2 separate regions of the Homo sapiens genome follow, and region 2 is linked to region 1. A link is an interaction called in ENCODE POLR2A ChIA-PET data of the cell type or tissue named here. Cell type or tissue: CD4-positive, alpha-beta T cell. All regions are shown on one strand. Links, peaks and the distances in the headings refer to the core of each region. The heading gives the core; the rest is flanking DNA. Region 1 holds the start of LINC03110 (long intergenic non-protein coding RNA 3110). Region 2 overlaps MALT1 (MALT1 paracaspase).

Region 1 (10,063 bases), core at 1,065-9,064:
GAAAAGTGATTGCCAGGGGCTAGTGGGAGAAGGGAATGGGGAGGTATTGTTTAATAGGTACAGAGTTTCTGTTTGAGACGATGAAGAAGTTCTGGGGATGGCTGTACACACTGCAAACGGACTTAAGGCCACTGATTTGCACACTCAAAAATAGTTCAAAGGTAAATTTTATGTTATATATAGTTTATCGCACACACAAAAAGAATCATACTGATATCTTGGCTGTAGTCCCCAGAGACAGTGATTTTAATTGGTTTGGGTGGGGCACAGGCAACAGTGGTTTTAAAAGTTCCTCAGATGAGTCTGATGTGCAGCGAGGCCTGAAAAGGGATGGACCATCTCCAGGGCAGCTGGCTCAGCCTTGACTGCATATTAGAATCATTTGGGGAGTTTAAAAATGTACCTAGATCTGTGGCTAAAGTAAAAAAAAATTCATTGTACACTTAAAAATAACTAAAAGCATAATTGGAATGTTTGTAATACAAAGACATGAGAAATGCGTGAGGTGATGGACACCCCATTTCCCCCAATGTGATTATTATATATTGTTTGCCTGTATCCAAATTGCTCACATATCCCATAAATATAGATACCTGCTAGGTCCCCATAAAAATAAACAATTTAAAAAAATATACTCATGTCTGAGTCTTACACCCCAGATTCTTACTTGATTGGCTTGGGGGTGCTGCCTGGTCATTGAGATTTTTTTGTGTTTCCTAAGCTGATTCTAAAATGTGGGTAAGGCTCAGAATCATTGCCCTTGAGAAAGCCTAGGATCATTTCACCTTTGGAGAAAAAGTACTTAACGTATGTCATTGAAGAAATCAGAGTCATGGGGCTGGGGGGGTGCTTCTGGTGAGAGTCAAGGGGCCAAATTCTCTATATATTGCCATGTATGTATATGCAGTCAGAATGTGAAAAATGGGAGAAGCAAAGACCAGTAGAGGGCCCAGGAGAAAGGGAGTAAAGATCCATCTATTAGGCTCACTCCTAAGGGAGAAAGGCTCTTTATTCTTCCAGGCATCCAGCTCCTACCAGCTGCTGCTGCTGCTTTTATTTTATTTTATTTTATTTTATTTTTTTCTGAAACCAGAGTTTTCCTCTGTCACCCAGGCTGGAGTGCAGTGGCACGATCTTGCCCCACGGCAACCTCCACCTCCTGGGTTCAAGCAATTCTCCTGCCCAGCTGCTGGGACTACAGGCACATGCCACCACGCCCAGCTAATTTTTATATTTTTAGTAGAGATGAGGTTTCACCATATTGGTCAGGCTGGTCTCAAACTCCTGACCTCAGTTGATCCACCCACCTCAGCCTCTCAAAGTGGTGGGATTACAGGCGCAAGCCACCGCGCCCGGCCTTCCTACCGGTTTCTAACATAGGCACTGCTCCTCTGCTCCCGTACTCCATCCCCAATCCCTATGTGAACTCCTTTCCCTGCCCAGGAAGAGTTCAGAGCTGACCTTTCCAGCCAGAGTTATAAAAAGCCGGGGATGTTGAGAGTGTCCCAGTGAAGGGACCATAGGCTGGTGCATGAAAAATAAGCCCGTTTACCTTTAAAGGACCACTGAGGTGGTAGACATACACCATCCCCTGATGAATTCTGACCGGCTTCAGCTTTTTCTCTCTCTCTCTCTTTTTTTTTTTTTTTTTTTTGTCTTTTGTCACTCTTATCTGCCTTGGTATTTGTATGTCTGTTCTTCTGTATAGATGCTTTCTTAGTCTGCTCATTAGGTTGCATTACATTCCTGCTGTCTTATTTGTGAAAGCCCTACTCCAGTCCTAGGTCCTTGGAATCAAAGCCAACTAGATGAGGGGTGGGGTGGGGATTTAGACATGCAGCTGAAAGGCAATGAGGGATCAGGGTGGCACCTAGAAGACAGGAAGTGTGGAGACAGTTGATGGCCCAGCTCTGCTCTGGGCCTTGGAGTAATGGTGGTTCCTCGTTAGTCCAACCCATTCCATCAAGGTAGAAGTCTATTATAAAGATTTCAGCAGATGACTCACCTGATCGTAAAGAGACCACACTTGCCAGCAATGTCTTCTGTGTACTATGCCCCTCTTCCATTTACAGGTGTCCTTGGGAACCAAGCAGACATTGACAAGGAGACTTGGGCTTCCAGATCCTGACTCCATTCAGATACAGCTGCCAAGGGGCACAAAATTTAAAACAGAACTCATGTTTTCTAGAAGCCTATGATCTAGTTGTGGAGATAAATTATACAAACAAAAAAGTGACAAGCAAGGTTTTGGACATTAGGACTTCTTTATTGTTGATGTGTGTAGTTCAGTAGTTTTCTGGAGACTTTTGTCAAAGAGCCTATGGATGAGCAAAGAGCAAAGAGAAATAATTTTCCAGGATTAGGAATGGTGGGTGCAGAGAGTTAAAGGAATCTTTGTGAAGACTGATTATGAAGGCATGATTCTTTCTGCATAATAAATTGTGTACTTTATTATTATTAGTTTAAATGTGACAACCATGATCATTCTCGGTTAATATCGACATTACCCTTTGCAGGTAAGCACACTCAGGTAGAAAGGTGGTTAAATACTGTATTACATACCTCCAAGGATGACCTGTTCTCAGTCCTCTGGGATTTCTGATAGAGGGAGTTTAGCAGACTCTTCACAAACTGTTAGGTGCCAAGAATTGATTCAAAGCTCCTGATCACTGGGCTGTTCATTCAGAGTGTGGGAGTTCCTTGGTGTGGTACACTGTAGACACATTTAAACAGAGGGCAGCGTGGACTGGATGTTCTCTGAGGTCCCTTTACTTCCGAGGTTCTAAGTAGTAAGGGACTTTGGATAAGGGAGAAACTTAAAAAAGTTACAGTGGCTGAAGAAAGCCTAAGAGAAAAGTAGGGGCCTAAATTGTACCTGAAGGCTGGGCAGAGTTGGAAGGACATATTAGTTCCTCCAGACAGGAGAACATATGATCAAAGACTACCTGTGGACAATTATCACAGATCAAAGACTAGCTGGGGACAATGATCACAGTGACTGCAGGATGGTGGAATACTTATGAAGCAAATAATATGTAAATAAGATTTATTTGTGTCAGGGAGGGGGCAGCATTTAAATAACCGGCAGTTGAAAATTGTACCATATTAGTTATATGTCTAAAATTAGATGTTCAGAATAAACAGCTATTTCAGAAGAATGGACACAGTATTAAATTAAAATACAAGTAAGATTTATTTGTTGGAGGAAGTGGGAGAGGAAGGTACATGTTCAGTTGACTCAACAGTTTAAATCATACCTAAGACATTTACATATCAGCTATATGCTAATCCTTATATGATAATTAGTAATTAAATTCATTTTGCAAAAACATCAGTGAAAGCTTTGCTGTGAAACAGTTTTGTAGGAGGCTAGTTGAAATTATTGTTAAATGCCTATTTGAAAGGGCAATTAGTTAGACTATTCTGTAGTTCAAGCTTTTCACTAAGTGACTTAGTGAGTTATACTTAATGAAGTTCTGTTATATATAGATCAGAGGTCCGAAGCTCTTGGAAATTCTTATATTTTAATAAAGTAAGCAGTCAAGAACTGTTTAATGATAATAAGAGTAGCTTGACACAGATACATATTTAGTCACCTGTTTAACAATCACAGAATATCAACCCTAAAGAGCACCTTAGCTGACCTAGGCCAAGACCTTCAGCATCAGACAGTCTTGTAGCCTGGAGAGATTTTTCTCTGTCTCTTCCTAAACCTCTACTATAGTGGTTCTTAAAGTGTGGTCCTGCCTCAGCAACATCAGGGACCTTTTGAAAAATGTAAATTCTGGCTGGGTGTGGTGGCTCACACCTGTAATCCCAGCACTTTGGGAGGCTGAGGTGGGCTGATCACTTGAGGTCAGGAGTTTGAGACCAGCCTGGCCAACATGACGAAACCCTGTCTCTACCAAAAATATAAAAAATTAGCCGGGTATGGCAGCACGCACCTGTAATCCCAGCTACTTGGGAGGCTGAGCCAGGAGAATTGCTTGAACCCGGCAGGCAGAGGTTGCAGTGAGTCGAGATCTTGCCACTGTACTCCAGCCTGGGTGACAGAGCGAGACTCCATCTCAAAAAAAAAAAAAAAAAAAAAGAGTTAAAAACATGCAAATTCTTAGGCCCCACCTCTGATCCCCTGATCGACTGAATCGAAACTCTGGGGTGGACCCAACAATATGTAGCTTAGTAAGCCCTCCAGGTGATCCTGATCCACACTGGGGTTTGAGAACTGTTTCCCCACACTACAGCTTCAAAATATCTTGAGGAAATAACTTCTCTTAGATCACTCTTAGCCACACAGAGAAATACTTCCTGTTTTATGTCTAAATTTATCTTCCTAAAGCTTTGAAGGGTGGAGCACACTATCTTCAGAAGTGTAGATACTTTTTTCACATTCCTTTATGGGCAACATGCTAGGGTGCATCTCAGCAGAAGGGTGGCCAAGCCTGGGAGGGGATGAAGACAGAGCTGGCACTAAGCAGGGACATGGGGAAACAAGGGCTGATCTTAGCCATTATTTGATTATTTGATAATCCAAGATTCACTCCAAAGAGGAGCACAGCATAGTCTGGTTCAGCACCTGGGTTTTTAAGACTAATAACACTGAGTCAGAGATTCACAAGGTTGTGGGGGGAATCTTTGGACCTAGGTAGTAGAGATAAAATGACGGGAATCATCTATACTGGCCAACATTGTTCTAGAAATTGTCTGAATAAAGCATAACAGAATAGAGAAGGGTCCAACCCTCTGGGGATATAGCATTGACAAGGAAAAAATGACCTCAGATGACTGGCTGCAATTTAGGGCAGGATTCTACTGCTCCCCTCCCCCTCATTTCTGCCAACCCAGCATTAGCTAAGAAATCCAGGGATCCAGGATGTACAAGTAATGAGGGCGGAAGGAGCACATAGGTGGTCCAACTGTGCTGCTGAGGTCTTCCCAGCACTGTTTGGGATCTGTTCCAGAGAAGGGAAGGACTGTGCAGATAGCTGGTGGCTACTGCTTTGTCTGCCTAGAGTGGAGTAGCACTCTGTTCTCAGGAATACTGCTTTCCACAGTGTGGTTTAATGGGATCCCCCAGTTTCTGACTGATCTGCTTCCCTAACTCAGTGATTGGCTACAGATAGGCATGTTCCCCAAATTCAGTCCTGAGACTTCTGACCTTCAACCAGATGGAAGATCTTGGGTTTGCTCAGGTGGCAAACCTGTGAGGTATGAGTCTGAGCTGTTCGGTGGCCATGTCCCACAGGCTGTGCAGAAGAAGCCAGTCTGTGGTGGGAGAGAGTGGCTGGTGCACTGAGAGAAGCAGAAACAAGAGACAGAGAAAGGGCGGGTGGTGTTCCAGTCCCAGGTGTGGTCAGTCCTGAGGTCCAGCTCATACCCACCTTTCCTGCAGTTCAGTTGGGTGAGCCTACAAATCTCCCTTTTCTGCCTAAGCCAAATTGTTCCTGTGGATACAGTGTCTAACTTCTTGTCATCTTTCTGAAGATGCTTTAACTGGCAAAGCATCCATCAGGGTTTTATTTTGGTTTTAGAGGTAATAATGATTATTTTATTTTATTTTCCCAGTGGATAAACAATCATCCTATGCTATTTTTTTATTGTGATGAAATATACAATACATAAGATTTTCCATTTTAACATTTTTTAGCGTGCAATTTAGTGGCATTAAGTACATTCACATTGTTGTGACATCACCATTCATCTCCAGAACTTTTTCATCTTCCCCAACTGAAACTCTATACCCATTAAACAATACCTCCCCATCTCAGGCAACCACCAGAGGATTTCTAGTCAAAAGTAGAATGGTGGTTTTATTTGCATTCTAATACTTCCCTGAGAACAGTTCTTGAGGCCTTTGAGACATTGGGCAGATTAACTTCAGGAGAGAGATGAGACTCCTAGGTTCCTTCCCATGGCTACACTTTTCCAATTGAAATTCACCAACTACTTTTCTATCTCGCCTCAGTAGTGTGAGCAACCTTAAGTTAAACAGGCAGGACTTGGAGGGTCTAATTATAATGCAATTTTACTTTTAACTCCCACTATTGCTTTAAATGTATTCTGTGGAATTAGTCTTTGTCCCACCCTCGATTAAATTTGGGACAATATGACTATTCCATTTATTCATGTGCAATAAAAAGGTCTTGCAATTAGTAATTAAAATGTCCAATCTTGGGTAATCATCACATAATCAAATCTAGGAGGCTCCTCCTTTCCCGAGCTCAGATGAGAAGCCTGCAGTGAGGAAGGAAGGAGGTAGGCTGTTTCCATGTGATTCCATCTAATGCTTTTACCTTTTTTTTTTCTTTCTGAGACGGAGTTTCACTCTTTTTGCCCAGGCTGGAGTGCAATGGTGCCATCTTGGCTCACTGCAACCTCCACCTCCCAGGTTCAAGTGATTCTCCTGCCTCAGCCTCCCAAGTAGCTGGGATTACAGGTGCCTGCCACCACGCCCGGCTAATTTTTTGTATTTTTAGTAGAGACGGGGTTTCACCATGTTGGCCAGGATGGTCTCGATCTCTTGACCTCGTGATCCGCCCACCTTGGCCTCCCAAAGTGCTGGGATTACAGGCATGAGCCACCACGCCCGGCCTGCTTTTACCTTTTCTTCTGCAGTTTGCCAAGTGTGGTTTCTGACCCTGCAAGCATAAACTGCAGGAAGGGAGAAGAGGTATGGGGTACAAGGAATGCTTACCTGGCTGGTACTGTTATGTTGAGCTAACAGGGGGCTCTAGAAACTTGGCAGATGTTTAGAGCTCTCTGGTGGCCATATTAATAGACACTTCTTCAAAGACCCAACCCTCATCACTGGGTATCTCTCGTTCCTAATTTCCCTAGCTGGGGCAAGTACAGCTCTATTTTGGATGGCCATTTCCTTCTTCTTCAGCTCTTAGGAACTTTAGATTATTTATGGCTTACCCTACTGAGGTTTTGCTGCCCCTCTAGGTAACCCCCAGAACAAGACCTAAATTGATCCTTTGTGCTAGCTCTTGCTTGCATGAGGCCCCCAAAGGGATTAACAGCCCACCAAAGTGGCATTAAAATTACTTCATAATGAAAACATGTGAACAATTAGCAGCCACAGAAAAATATTAAACTTAAGCAGAACCTGTCAGTCAAGAGTTTTGTGTCCTGCCAGAAGCTGACTTCATAAATCAAGGAGAAATAAACTCCTTCCCAGACAAGCAAATGCTGAGGGAATTTGTCACCACTAGATCAGCTGTACAGGAAATGCTCAAAGGGGTCTTAAACATGGAAGTGAAAGGTTAATTTTCACCATTATGAAAACACACAGAAATATAAAAGACACACAGAACTAAATGAAATAGAGATTTAAAAATACGAAGGACTGTTGAAATGAAAAGCGGTTCTTTGAAAAGGTAAACAAAAATGATAAACCACTAGCTAGACTAACAAAGAAGAGAGAAGATCCAAATAAACACAATCAGAAATGAAAAAGGAAACATTACGACTGAAACCACAGAAATACAAAAGATCATTAGAGACTATTACGAGTAGCTGCACACTCACCAACTAGAAAATCTAGAAAGTTCACAGTTCGTATAAAACAGCAACACAAAGGAGGAAAAGAAAGGAATCAAATGGCAACACAACAGAATTTCATCAAACCACAAAGACAAGGAAAGAAAAGAAACAAAGAATTTATAAAAACGACTTGAAAACAATCAGCAATTTGACAGGAACAAAGCCTCCTGTGTCAATATTAACCTTGAATATAAATGGATTAAACGTGCCACTTTAAAGGTAGAGTTTGGTAGAATGGATTTAAAAAACATGATCCAACTATATGCTGCCTACAATAAGTTCACCTTACCCATAAAAACACATAGACTAAAAGTAAAGAGGTGGAAAATGAGATTCCAAGTAAATGGAAATCAAAAGTGAGCAGGAATAGCTATGCTTATATCAGATAAAACAGACTTTAAACCAAAAACATAATATAATTTAAAAAAATGAAGGCCATTATATAATAATCAAGGGATCAATTCAGCAAGAGGATATAACAATTCTAAATATATATGCACCCAACATCAGAGCACCCAAATTCACAAAACAAATATTACTAGACCTAAAGAAAGATAGACAGCAATACAATAATAGCAGGGGATTTTAATACCCCACTCACAGCACTAGAGAAATCACAGAGACAGAACATTAACAAAGAAACATCGGACTTAAATTGGACTTTAGACCAAATAGACTTAACAGACATTTACAGAACATTCTGCCCCCAAACCACATACAACTACAAGGTGCATTCTTTTCATCAGTACATGGGATGTTCTCCAAGATAAACCACATGTTAGGCCACAAAACAAGTCTTAACAAATTTTTAAAAATCAGAATTAGATCAAGTATTTTCTCAGACCACAGTGGAATAAAGGTAGAAATCAATATCAAGAGGAACTTTGGAATCTATACAAATTAAACAACATGCGCCTGAACAATTGCTGGGTCAATGAATAAATGAAGACAGAAGTTAAAAATTTTTTTGAAAAGAATGAAAATGAAAACACATCATACCAAAACACGTGAGATACAGCAAAAGCAGCACCAGGTGAGAAGTTACATCAAAAAAGTAGAAAGATCACAAATTAATGATCTAATGTTACACCTCAAGGAACTAGAAAAACCAGAACAAACCAAACCCCAAAGTTAGTAGTAGAAAAGAAATAGCAAAGATTAGAGCAGAACTAAATGAAATAGAGATTTAAAAATACAAAGGATTATTGAAATGAAAAGTGGTTCTTTGAAAAGATAAACAAAAATGATAAACCACTAGCTAGACTAACAAAGAAGAGAGAAGATCCAAATAAACACAATCAGAAATGAAAAAGGAGACATTACAACTGAAACCACAGAAATACAAAAGCTCATTAGAGACTATTATGGGTAGCTGCACACTCACCAACTAGAAAATCTAGAGGAAATGGATAAATTCCTGGAAAAACATAACCTGCCAAGATTGAACGAGGAAGAAACAGAACACCTGGATTGATATAGTTTGGCTGTGTCCTCACCCAAAACTCATCTTGAGTTGTAGCTTCGACAATTCCCATGTGTTGTGGGAAGGACCCAGTGGGAGGTAATTGAATCATGGGGGCAGGTCTTTCCCATGCTGTTCTCGTGATAATGAATAAGTCTCATGAGATCTGATGGTTTTATAAAGGGGAGTTTCCCTGCATAAGTTCTCTTCTCTTGTCTGTTGGCATGTGATATGTGCCTTTCATCTTCTACCACGATTGTGAGGCCTCCCCAGCCACGTGGAACTGTGAGTTCATTAAATCTCTTTCTTTTGTAAATTTCCCAGTCTCAGGTATGTCTTTATCAGCAGCGTGAAAATGGATTAATACATGGATGGATCAATAACGGGCAGCAAAATTGAATTAGTAATAAAAAAAAAACCCCAAGGCAAAAAAAAAAAAAGTCTAGGACCAGATGGATTCATGGCCAAATTCTACCAAACATGCAAACAAGAACTAATACTGATCCTTTGGAAACTATTCTGAAAAATCAAGGAGGTGTATCACCCTGATACCCAAACCGGACAAGGACACAACAACAACAAAACCACAAACCAATATCTCCGATGAACGTAAACACAAAAATCCTCAACAAAATATTAGCAAATTGAATCCAGTAGCACATCAGAAACATAATACATGGCCGGGCGCGGTGGCTTACACCTGTAATCCCAGCACTTTAGGAGGCCGAGGCAGGCGGATCACGAGGTCAGGAGTTTGAGACCAAGCCTGACCAACATGGTGAACGAGGTCAGGAGTTCGAGACCAGCCTGACCAACATGGTGAAACCCTGTCTCTATTAAAAATACATAAAAAAAAAATTTGCCGGGCATGGTGGCGCATGCCTGTACTCCCAGCTACTCAGGAGGCTGAGGCAGGAGAATCGCTTGAACCCAGGAGGTGGAGGTTACAGTGAGCCGAGATCATGCCGCTGCACTCCAGTCCAGGTGACAGGGTGAAACTCCATCTCAAAAAAAACAAAAACAAAAACAAAAACAAACCCCATAATACACATAATC
Region 2 (10,063 bases), core at 1,290-9,289, 59 kb before region 1:
AGACCATCCCGTGACAATAATAGCCTCTGACGGCTTTCTTCTTGAGGGCTGACAGTGGGGCGTGTGCAGCACCCGTAATAGTAGCAGCAGTGACAGAAATGCCAGGGAGCAGAGAGACAGGGTGACAAGAGCACCTGCAGCCCCAGCCAACTGGCTGAAGAGCCGCCTGGGTAGAACTGCAGGCCACCCCCTCTGACGCAGGCCAGGACTTGGTAACCAACCCCTGCCACAAAGTGCTGCTAAGTAGTTTATTTGTAAGTTATTATGAATACTACTCTTATGAAGTTGAAACAGGCATGAATAATCACATTGCTGACTCGACGTCTACAATATGTAATTTCAGATGTTTCAAATAATTGAGATGATTATTTCACCAAAAATCTCTCTGGTGAAATTGCTTTTCTTTCCATGGAACACTTAAACCTAGTGTTAAAACTAGCATCAATTTAAAAGACTGTGACTCTCTCAAAGGATAAAAAAAACTCTACTTTGTGAAAAGCCTCAGTAATTTTATATCATGTCATCTCTATTCTATATGTACATGTTCAGAGATTTCTAGCCAACTGCCCAGTGTTATGAATATACATAACAGTGAAATGATACTTAAGCCGCATTATTAATTCAATGAAAAAGCGGAGAATACTCAGCATGGATTTCAATAGGAGGCAGCATAAAACTTAACATCACTTGTATTTCCTTTTTTTTGAGACGGAGTTTCGCTCTTGTTGCCCAGGCTGGAGTGCAATGGCATGATCTCAGCTCACTGCAACCTTCTGCCTCCCGGGTTCAAGCGATTCTCCCACCTCAGCCTCCCGAGTAGCTGGGATTACAGGCATGCGCCACCACGCCCAGCTAATTTTGTATTTTTAGTAGAGATGGGGTTTCTCCACTTAGGTCGGGGTGGTCTCGAACTCCTGACCTCAGGTGATCTGCCCACCTCGGCCTTCCAAAGTGCTGGGATTACAGGTGTGAGCCACCACGCCTGGCCTTTTTAAAATTTCTTTTAAAATAAACTAGTATTCTTACACTAAAGTACCTGCTACAGCAAGACTCTTAGCTGGCTGATCCACAGCACATTTTTTTGAGTCCATCAATGCTATTAGAATAAGGATCCAACCTCAACAGAGTGACAGACTCAAATCAGTCTTCTTCTAAGGTGAGGGGAAATGTGAGAATGCATTGTCTCTGCTTTACATCATTATAGTCCAAATCATAGGTTTACAGCAAGAGGTTAAAAAGTTACTGGGGTAGTAAAATGCTTGTAAATAATTCCATTTTTCCATGGAATACCATCATTTAATTATACACATCATAGATTTTTATTGGTAGAAAACAATTATAAGTATATAATAAAAAAATCACTGGGTCTTTGGGGAAATAAAATTAACTGTCAAACTAAGCATCATGGGATGTTTTTGCTGATATCAAATCATTATTCACTGGTTTTGTTCTCTATTTGGGAAAGAATACTTGGTACAGTTTACAGAATGCACGGGTTCAACAGTGTGAGAACTACAGGTCTTAAAACATATGTATCGATAATTGTCTATAACACTTCTAAAATTTTCCTCCAATGATAATTTTTAATAGCTAGTTCCTAAGATGTCTTACAGCATTTCCTTGACTTTACTGGTGAAAAAGATGGTGGGTAAGTAAATCTTACCTGTCCAATCTACTTGTAAAACAGTTCCTGGGTGACAGGTGAACTGGGGTGGATGGAAGATCGAGAAGTAGTAGAAAGGGAGAGGAAAAAGGACACGACAGAGAAACGAACAATAAAACTTGAATTTGAGGAGGTAAGAGTGAGGAATAAAGAAAACTTCAAGACGGCAAATATAAAGCAATTTATAATGGTTTTCAAGTGATAACATAAATGAAAGAGTTTTTCTGTAGAAAAATATTTACTGTAAGAGCTACCCACAACTTCTTGAACACAAACAATTTATTGGAAAAGTGAAACAAAAATGCCAGTGGATTCAGCAAAAGAATAATGAAGCCACTTCAGAAAGACATTTTAACTCATGATCCTAAACGTCTTCCAAAGTTTAATGTAATATATTCTTCAAAAACTGGTGTTATATCATTAATCCCATGTCTAATAATTCTGATTATTATGTTACTTTTCTAAATAGAGTTAATATTCAGAAGCACCTAGAAAAGGAGCTGGCATATAGTAAATGCTATTAAGTATTTATTTAAAAATCACATGTATTAAATCTTTTAATGACTCTCCATGTCCTACAAAATAAAGTCCCAGTTTGATGGTGTGGGTGAGGAACAGGCAGCTCAGTATTGCTGGAAGGTAGAGGACTAGGGAAGGAGTGGCTGGGGGTTAGACTGGTGATGTAGTTTGGCATTCAAGGCCATTTGCATTCTAGTCCATGCCTATCTTTCCAGATGTGGTAGCAGGTAGCCCCCAGCAAACCACAGTATCCTTGCCCTTGTGTAGTACAGTCACCCCCACCTGTGAATCTGGGCTGTATCACGACTTTCTTTGAGCAACATAATATGTGTGACCCCTCTGCCAGTTCAGGGTCTAAGCCCTTAAAAGCTCTGACAGTTTCCACTTTGGAGATCCAGCCCGACATAAAGAAAACAGCTACATGGAGAGACCACTCAGGGAGGGAGAAGGAACCAAAGGAAAGAGGGAGAGGGAAACGAAGAGAAAGAAGTTGGGGGCGGGAAGAGGAGGGGAGGACAGAGAGAGACAGACAAGGAGAGGGAGAGACAGAGAGACAGAGTAAGAGGAAGAGAAAGAGAGAGAGAGAGGGAGGGAGATTTTTTCAGTCTTCACAGTCTTTCACCAACCCCCACTAAGGTGCCAGGTATGTAAGCAAAGCCATCTTGAATGTGGCAGTCCCAGCCTCATCTGACTGCAGTTGCATGAGAGACCCCAAGAAAGACCAGCAGAACCACCTGCTAAACCCAGTCCAACCCACAGAACAATGAGAGATAATAAAACTGATGCTGTTCTTAAGCTAGTAAATTTTGCAGTGTTATTCAGCAATAAATAACTACATTACCAGTATAGCCTCCAGCCACTCCTTCCCTAGTTTTCTACCTTCTAGCAATACTGAACTTTGTTCCTCACCCACACCATCTATTTCATGCCTCCATTCTTACCATGTCTTCACCCTTTTTTCCCTCTCCTTCATTTCTGAATGAACTCTCATCCCATATATTTTCATTTTATCCCCTTGAGAGCTCCCAATTCGTCCTTGAAAATCCTCACCTTGGCTTTGCCTCTTAGGTAAAGCCCTCTCTAACTCTCCTCGACTAATCTGATCACCATCTTCTATGAACAATTTCTAGATTCTTTACATATTTCTACTAGGCATGTAGCATGTACTATATTATTCATTTAATGTCTGCCTCCTATTAGTATCCAAAGCCTTGAATTCACAAACCAAGGCTTGTTCTCTTGTTTCATTAAGCAGCGGTCCCCAACCTTTCTGGCACCAGGGACCAGTTTTGTGGAAGACAATTTTTCCATGGACGGTGTCAGGGGAGGGGTGGTTTTGAGATGAAATTGTTCCATCTCAGATCATCAGGCATTAGTTAGATTCTCCTAAGGAGTGCACAATAGGGTTCACACTCCTATGAGAATCAAATGCCGCTGCTGATCTGACAGGAGGCAGAGCTCAGGTGGTAATGCTCGCTCACTCGCCTCCTGCTGTGTGTCTCAGTTCCTAACAGGCCACAGACCAGTTCTGGTCCACAGCCTGGGGGTGGGGGATGCCTGTCATAAAGCACAGATGAAACATTAGATAAATGTTTAGTGAACTTCAATGATAGAAGTTGACCTGATATTCCATTTATCTTGTTATTCTTTCAATTGGGACATGTTTGAGAAAGAATACCTGGCATAATGGAGCTAACGGAGGCTATGGAATGAGAGATAGATGGGTTTCAATCCTGTCTCAACTACTACATTGTATAATCCTGAGCAAGTTTTATTAAACACTTACAGTTTTAAATTTTCATCTACTAAAAATGAGGAAAAATACCTACATCTCAGGGTTAAATTAAACATTTCACTAGGTGAAAACACTTAGTTTATTAGCATTACTATTAAATGCATATTTGTGATTAAACCATCTTCAGCAACTAACCCAGTTACATTTGGATCTTGTCATTTTGTGTACCTAAGACATATGTATGCTCCTCTCTACAGAATATGATGGCTATGCCTTTGTTCAGAACACTATTTTAATAGGTATTTCTTAATCAGTGAGGTCTGTCTGGAGGATCTAAAGAAAAGATCATGGAGCTGGAATACATGAAAACTTACCACTATGAATGAAACATAGCAGGTTTCTTTTTTTTTTTTTTTTTTTTTGAGACAAGAGTCTTACTCTGTCGCCCAGGCTGGAGTGCAGTGGCACAATCTCCACTCACTGCAACCTCCGCCTCCTGGGTTCAAGTGATTCTCGTGCCTCAGCTTCCCGAGTAGCTGGGATTACAGGCGTGTACCACCACACCCAGCCTATCTTCTCTATTTTAAAGCTGAGATCTGCTACAGAAAAAGCACACAACTGATCTGAACCATTATAAATTCTTACTCTTTAAAAGTCTTAGTTGGACTCTCAATACACATTCACTTGTAGATCAGACTTGTAAGACCTTGCTTCCATTTTCTTTAGCCTCTAAGCCTCTGCCATAGAATAAGATCTATATTCAGCCTTACTTTACTCTTTTTCCCTCAATCTTTTTTTTTTTTTTTGAGACAGAGTTTCACTCTCGTTGCCCAGCTGAAGTGCAATGGCACGATCTCAGCTCACCACAACCTCCACCTCTCGGGTTCAAGAGATTCTTCTGCCTCAGCCTCCTACGTAGCTGGGATTACAGGCATGCACCACAATGCCCAGCTAATTTTTGTATTTTTAGTAGAGACGGGGTTTCTCCATGTTGGTTAGGCTGATCTCAATCTTCTGACCCCAGGTGATCCTGCCTGCCTCGGCCTCACAAAGTGCTGGGACTACAGGTGTGAGCCACCATGCCCAGCCTTTTCCTCAATCTTTTAAGCATATTACTACGCCTAATTACTTAGAAACAAAAAACATAAACTAAAAATGTCCTCAGCTTCCCAATAAATCTATCTGTTCACCAATCTCTCCTTCTTTTTAATCTCAAAAGAGGTTTCAACATTCTGATTAAAGCCAATTTCTCTTGTTTTCACCTTGGCCCAAATCCCTATCATCTCTTCTAGGAACTTGCTCTATAAATTGTCCTCTCTTTGATGGATCACTCTAATCTACACAGTCTCAACAGATACTTCCTTTCCAAATGTAAATATCCTCACATTTTCCCCTCCTACCAAAACACTTTGAATATATGCCCTATCTAGTTAATTTCAAACCACTCTTTCTTTCCAACAAATTAATATGTACTGTCTTCATTTGTTCACTTCTGAATCTTTCTTTTTCCACTATTTTATACATTGTATCCATGTTTAAATTCCCAGCATAACTCAGTAACTGACACATATTAGGCACTTTCAACATTCCACTCAAAGCCACCAATCACATCTTCAGTAGCTGAATCCAATGGACAAATTTTAGACATATTTTATCTGGCTTCTGCCAGCATCAAGCTGTTAGCTATTTTTACCATCTTTAAATGTTAATCTGCTAAACTTTTATCTGCTAAAGTTTTCTCCCTTACATTTTCTTGTCCCAGGCATTCTTCAAATGCAACTGTTCGTTTACATTTTATCCTAAATTCTTTTCTCTTTCCATTGGAGAAGACAGGGGAGCAAACGCTAAAGCTACTGCAGCCTTTGTGATTTCTATCCCTCACCAAGAGACAGCACTAACCACTTCCTCCTCTATGCTAACTATGCAGCATGTACATGTTTCTTTTTGTACGCATGTCTGTTTGCATATCGTGAGAAACACACAAATCACTCCACAGAAGTTGACTTGACCCTAGAAACTGAATTTGTAATCATTTTTAAGCCTCCTCTTCTAAACCTTCTTTTACAGATACAAAAAAATAAAACATTTGGTCCCAATGTTATTCACATTTCTTTAAAAAACCAAATTAAAATGTCTTAAATTCCTTCTGGAGTTATACACAATAATTATACTTTGATAATGCATTTTAAAGTTCTACTCACCCAAAGGCTGGTCAGTTGTTTGCTCTTTATTATCTATACAAAGATAAAAAAGCAAAACATGTAAGATCCATGGTATATTTCCAGAGTTAAAGATACATGAAAAGTATATAACATCAGCAGCATCACTTACAGAATATAGTTTCTACTCTTCAGATTTTTAATAAAAACACTCTTGAATGGAAAAAAACGATGGTGGTGTTCACAATAGGAAGTAGCAGTAGTTACCATTTCCTGATGCCTCAGCTGGCACCGTTCTATATGCTTTATATATAACAGATCTAATGAAACCTCACTCTACCCTATGAGGTGCCTACTATTATTAACCCCATTATATAGATAAGGAAATTAAGGCAGAGAGAGATTAAAGTCACTTGCCCAAAGTTATGAAGCTAGTAAGTAGCAAATCTGGATACTAACTTAGGGAGTCTCCTTCTGGATTCTATGCTTTCACCCTCTAGTATACATAAAATAAAATCCCGCCCCGCACCTGAAGCACCATGTAGGGAAAGATGTAGTTCATCAGTTGTGTGTCCACTACTGTCGGGAGATAACTTTGTACTACTGGTCAAATACATGCCACTGAAGCCTATTAAAAGCTTTCCCTATACAACATTCTTCTTTTAAACCTAAATTTTTGGTACTCCCTGAATTGTGGGAAATGAGGAAAAACTCAAAGGGCCAGGAAAATTTTAGAATCTTAGTGGTGGCTATTTACAAAAGTTTTTCTGAAATAACTTTTCATAATGTTCATTAAAGAAAAGCAAGAATTAACAGACTAATTTAGGAAAGGGGATTCTATCCAGACCCCCTATTCTCCCCCAGTAAGAGAAACAATTACTAGGATGGTTTTTGACAGTTCAAGACCTACTTGAGGCAGGTCTCATTGAGGCTTTATGTGAATTTGAGGACACTACAGCAAGGAGAATGACGCACAGGTAATGGGGACTTTCTGCTGTGTCTAGTTTGCTTATATACAGTCAGCACAGCCCAATGGCATTCACAATAATAGATGTTTGCTAATGCAATATGAGTATGACACTAAGCAAACTAGTAATGATGCTAAAATAATGAGAAATAAGTGGAGAAGTAATAGGGTTTTCTACAAATATTAAATGACATAACCACCTTCTTAAACTATTCCTGAAAGGTTTTATTTTCAGATCTATCCACAGGTTCCATCATTGTCTTTCAGAAAGCCTACACGAGGTTGATATCCTGTGTCTTCATGTAGTTCTCACTGTTGATATGCCTTTTATCTCAGGTGAAGGCTTAACTTATTAGAAATCTGTTCTAATTAAAATTAGCCTACAGAGTTCTACATACTCTTGACAACTGTCACTCATTAAGAAATGGTCACTGACCAACCGACCTGTACGATGCCAATGATCCCCACAAACACACTTCTTACTCCAGATATAGGCACCCACCCAACTAGTTCAGATATGCTGTATGACTGAGGCACCAAGAAAAAGGTCCCAGGGGTCTGATCAGTTCAGAAATGTTACCCCTGTCACTCTGTCAAACACTGCTTCCTGCTTTCAGATTAAAGGTCACGTACTTCCCCCATTAACTTCCTTGTTATGATATAAGGAGTAATACACAATGATAATACCTTGAGGTTTTATGTTACCTCAAACACTTCTTTTCTACCCTTACAGTTTTATAACCTAAAATATTTTTAATGTATCACTTGTATAAAATTGTACTTCATGTAGTTAATTTCAACCTTAAATTATATTATTTCAATAAAGAGAAAAAAGTTACTAGTATTACTGTAGCAAAAGAGTACCTACGGTAACTTTGCTGCATTCAACAACTTAAAAATCTAAAACTAAAGTTTTATGTTTGTATTACTCACCAGGATGACCAAGATTATTTAATTCATCTAAAACAAAGTAAGAGAAAATAGATTAAGTAATCTAAACACCAATTTAGCACAAATAGTAAGACTAATCCAAGTAGTTTTGAGCCAGTGAATCATGTTATAGTGTTTTATCAGTTTACAACTTTTCAAATTAAATGAAGAAGCCATGCAAATACTGAATAGCAAAGAATAGTGAATATTGCTGTGCTTATCATTTAGGACTTCTAAGCCATCACTGTTTTCATTAAGTGACAAAAACTAGGCTCTTTCATAATTTATTCATAGTTTTAGATATTCTGGCTAATTAAAAACAGTAATCTCAAATGATCTTTTTAAGTCAACTTTTAATTTTAGAACATTTTAAGGTTTACAGAACTACTGTGAAGGTAGTGCAGAGAGAGTTCCTATATACCCCATACCTAATTTCTCTATTATTAACATCTTATGTTAGCCTAGTGTATTTGTCACGTCTTATGCTAGAATAGTATATTTGTCACAACTAATGAACCATTAATGGTCTTTTTTGCTCAGGGACTCCATTCAGGATCTCACATTACAACTGCTTGTGTCTCCTCAGGCTTGTATCTTCTTGGTTCTGACACCTGCTCAGGTGTTCCTTGTCTGTGATGACACTGACGGTTTTGAGGAGTAACTGTCAGGTATTTTGCAGAATGTCACTCAACTGAGATTTGATGTTTTTCTCATGGTTAGATTCATAGTTTCTCAAGGTGTAAGGTGTTTTTGGGAGAAATAGTGGTTTCAGAATTAACCTGTACCCCATGGGACATCTTATCATGGCCAATGGATAGGTAAAATAAGTAATGACATTATAGCTATCTATTTTTTCAAGTTTTATGAAGATAAAAATTAACATTAACAATAAATTACAAATGTTATATACTATTCATACTTTTTTAATGTAGAAACTTTATTCTTATATGTTACATAAAATCAATTGAAGAAGGTCTGAGTCAGCACATGTGTTATGTGCAATTTTTTTTGCCTTCAGTATTAGGCTCAACTCATTCCCAGTTACTTAGTTATTTAGGTCAGTAGCACTGTACTCTTTCACCCCTCTTCAGTGAGGCTGTACCATACATTTGCAATACAGTTAGGTTCTTTTCTTATAGTCTGTATTCCATCTTGGAATCCCCCTCCTCTGACCTCCTAAATGATTAAAATTTGTATACATGTATTCATCATTAATCATACAGAATAGTTCCACTGCCCTAAAAAAATCCACCTATTCAACCCGCACCCCTCATCCTGATCAAGTATCTTTTTTTCATTCATACATAATAATCGTACATATTTATGGGATACATATGATATTTTGACACATGCATATGATATATAATGATCAAATCAGGGTATTTAGGATATCCATCATCTCAGACACTTATTTCTTTGTGTGGGGAACATTTCACTTCTAGCTATTTTGAGAGACATGGTAAATAGCTGTTACCTATTGTCACCCTACTGTGCTATCAAACACTAGAACTGATTCCTTCTAACTGCAGGTCTGTACTTATCAACCAACCTCTCTTCATCCACCCCCAAGCCTCTTGCCAGTCTCAATCTACTCTCTACCTCCATGAGATCAACTTTTTTAGCTCCCATAGATAAGTAAGAACATATGATATTTGTCTTTCTGTGCCTGGCTTATTTCACTTAACATAATGACTGTTCCATCCATGTGGCTGCAAGTGACATCATTTCATTCCTTTTTTATGGCTGAATAGTCTGATCAAGTCTCTTGAATAAAATACACAAAATGAAATAGAGGACACCATGCTAAATAGGTAAAAATATATATATAATAAAGGACACTGTTCATATGCAATTCTCAATTTTGTGGACTTTCATTGAAAAAAATTTGGATCTAATTTTTTCATCTGAGACTTCTGGAGAAACTTCGTAACTGGATTTTCATCTCTATATGTTCTAAATAGAGTTATTTGAAAATTATTATTTAATAGTGTGCTTGCTACTGCAAAAATTATAGAGAATACTGCAGGTACAGAAGCAGCACAGCAAGGTGATAATTCACATGCATCACCTTGGAGCCAAACAGCGGGGCT

The links. Peaks named below come from ENCODE experiments on the same cell type or tissue, not always from the same donor. Only the 100,000 strongest peaks of a DNase experiment are listed, where the experiment ranks them.
Region 2: POLR2A ChIA-PET joins it to region 1 with 14 read pairs; 6 of 35 experiments call an interaction of 5 or more read pairs at or near these places.

What each region holds. Positions count from the first base shown.
Region 1 is chr18:58,652,513-58,662,575 of GRCh38, reverse strand. It overlaps LINC03110 (long intergenic non-protein coding RNA 3110), which reads right to left and starts at 4,037. Exons shown (of 4, transcript NR_187442.1): 1 at 3,945-4,037; 2 at 2,563-2,713; 3 at 2,006-2,144. In CD4-positive, alpha-beta T cell, for the core only: no CTCF peak of the experiment used is centred there; a DNase peak (open chromatin) is centred at 4,175; H3K4me3 peaks cover 1,498 bases; H3K27ac peaks cover 1,843 bases.
Region 2 is chr18:58,712,023-58,722,085 of GRCh38, reverse strand. It overlaps MALT1 (MALT1 paracaspase), which reads right to left. Exons shown (of 17, transcript NM_006785.4): 8 at 7,977-8,003; 9 at 6,119-6,151. All of the region lies in intron 1 of LOC105372146 (a long non-coding RNA gene), which reads left to right. Among named protein-coding and RNA genes, the nearest start is that of MALT1-AS1, 45 kb to the right of the region's middle. In CD4-positive, alpha-beta T cell, for the core only: no CTCF peak of the experiment used is centred there; DNase peaks (open chromatin) are centred at 5,835, 7,055 and 7,645; H3K27ac peaks cover 2,430 bases.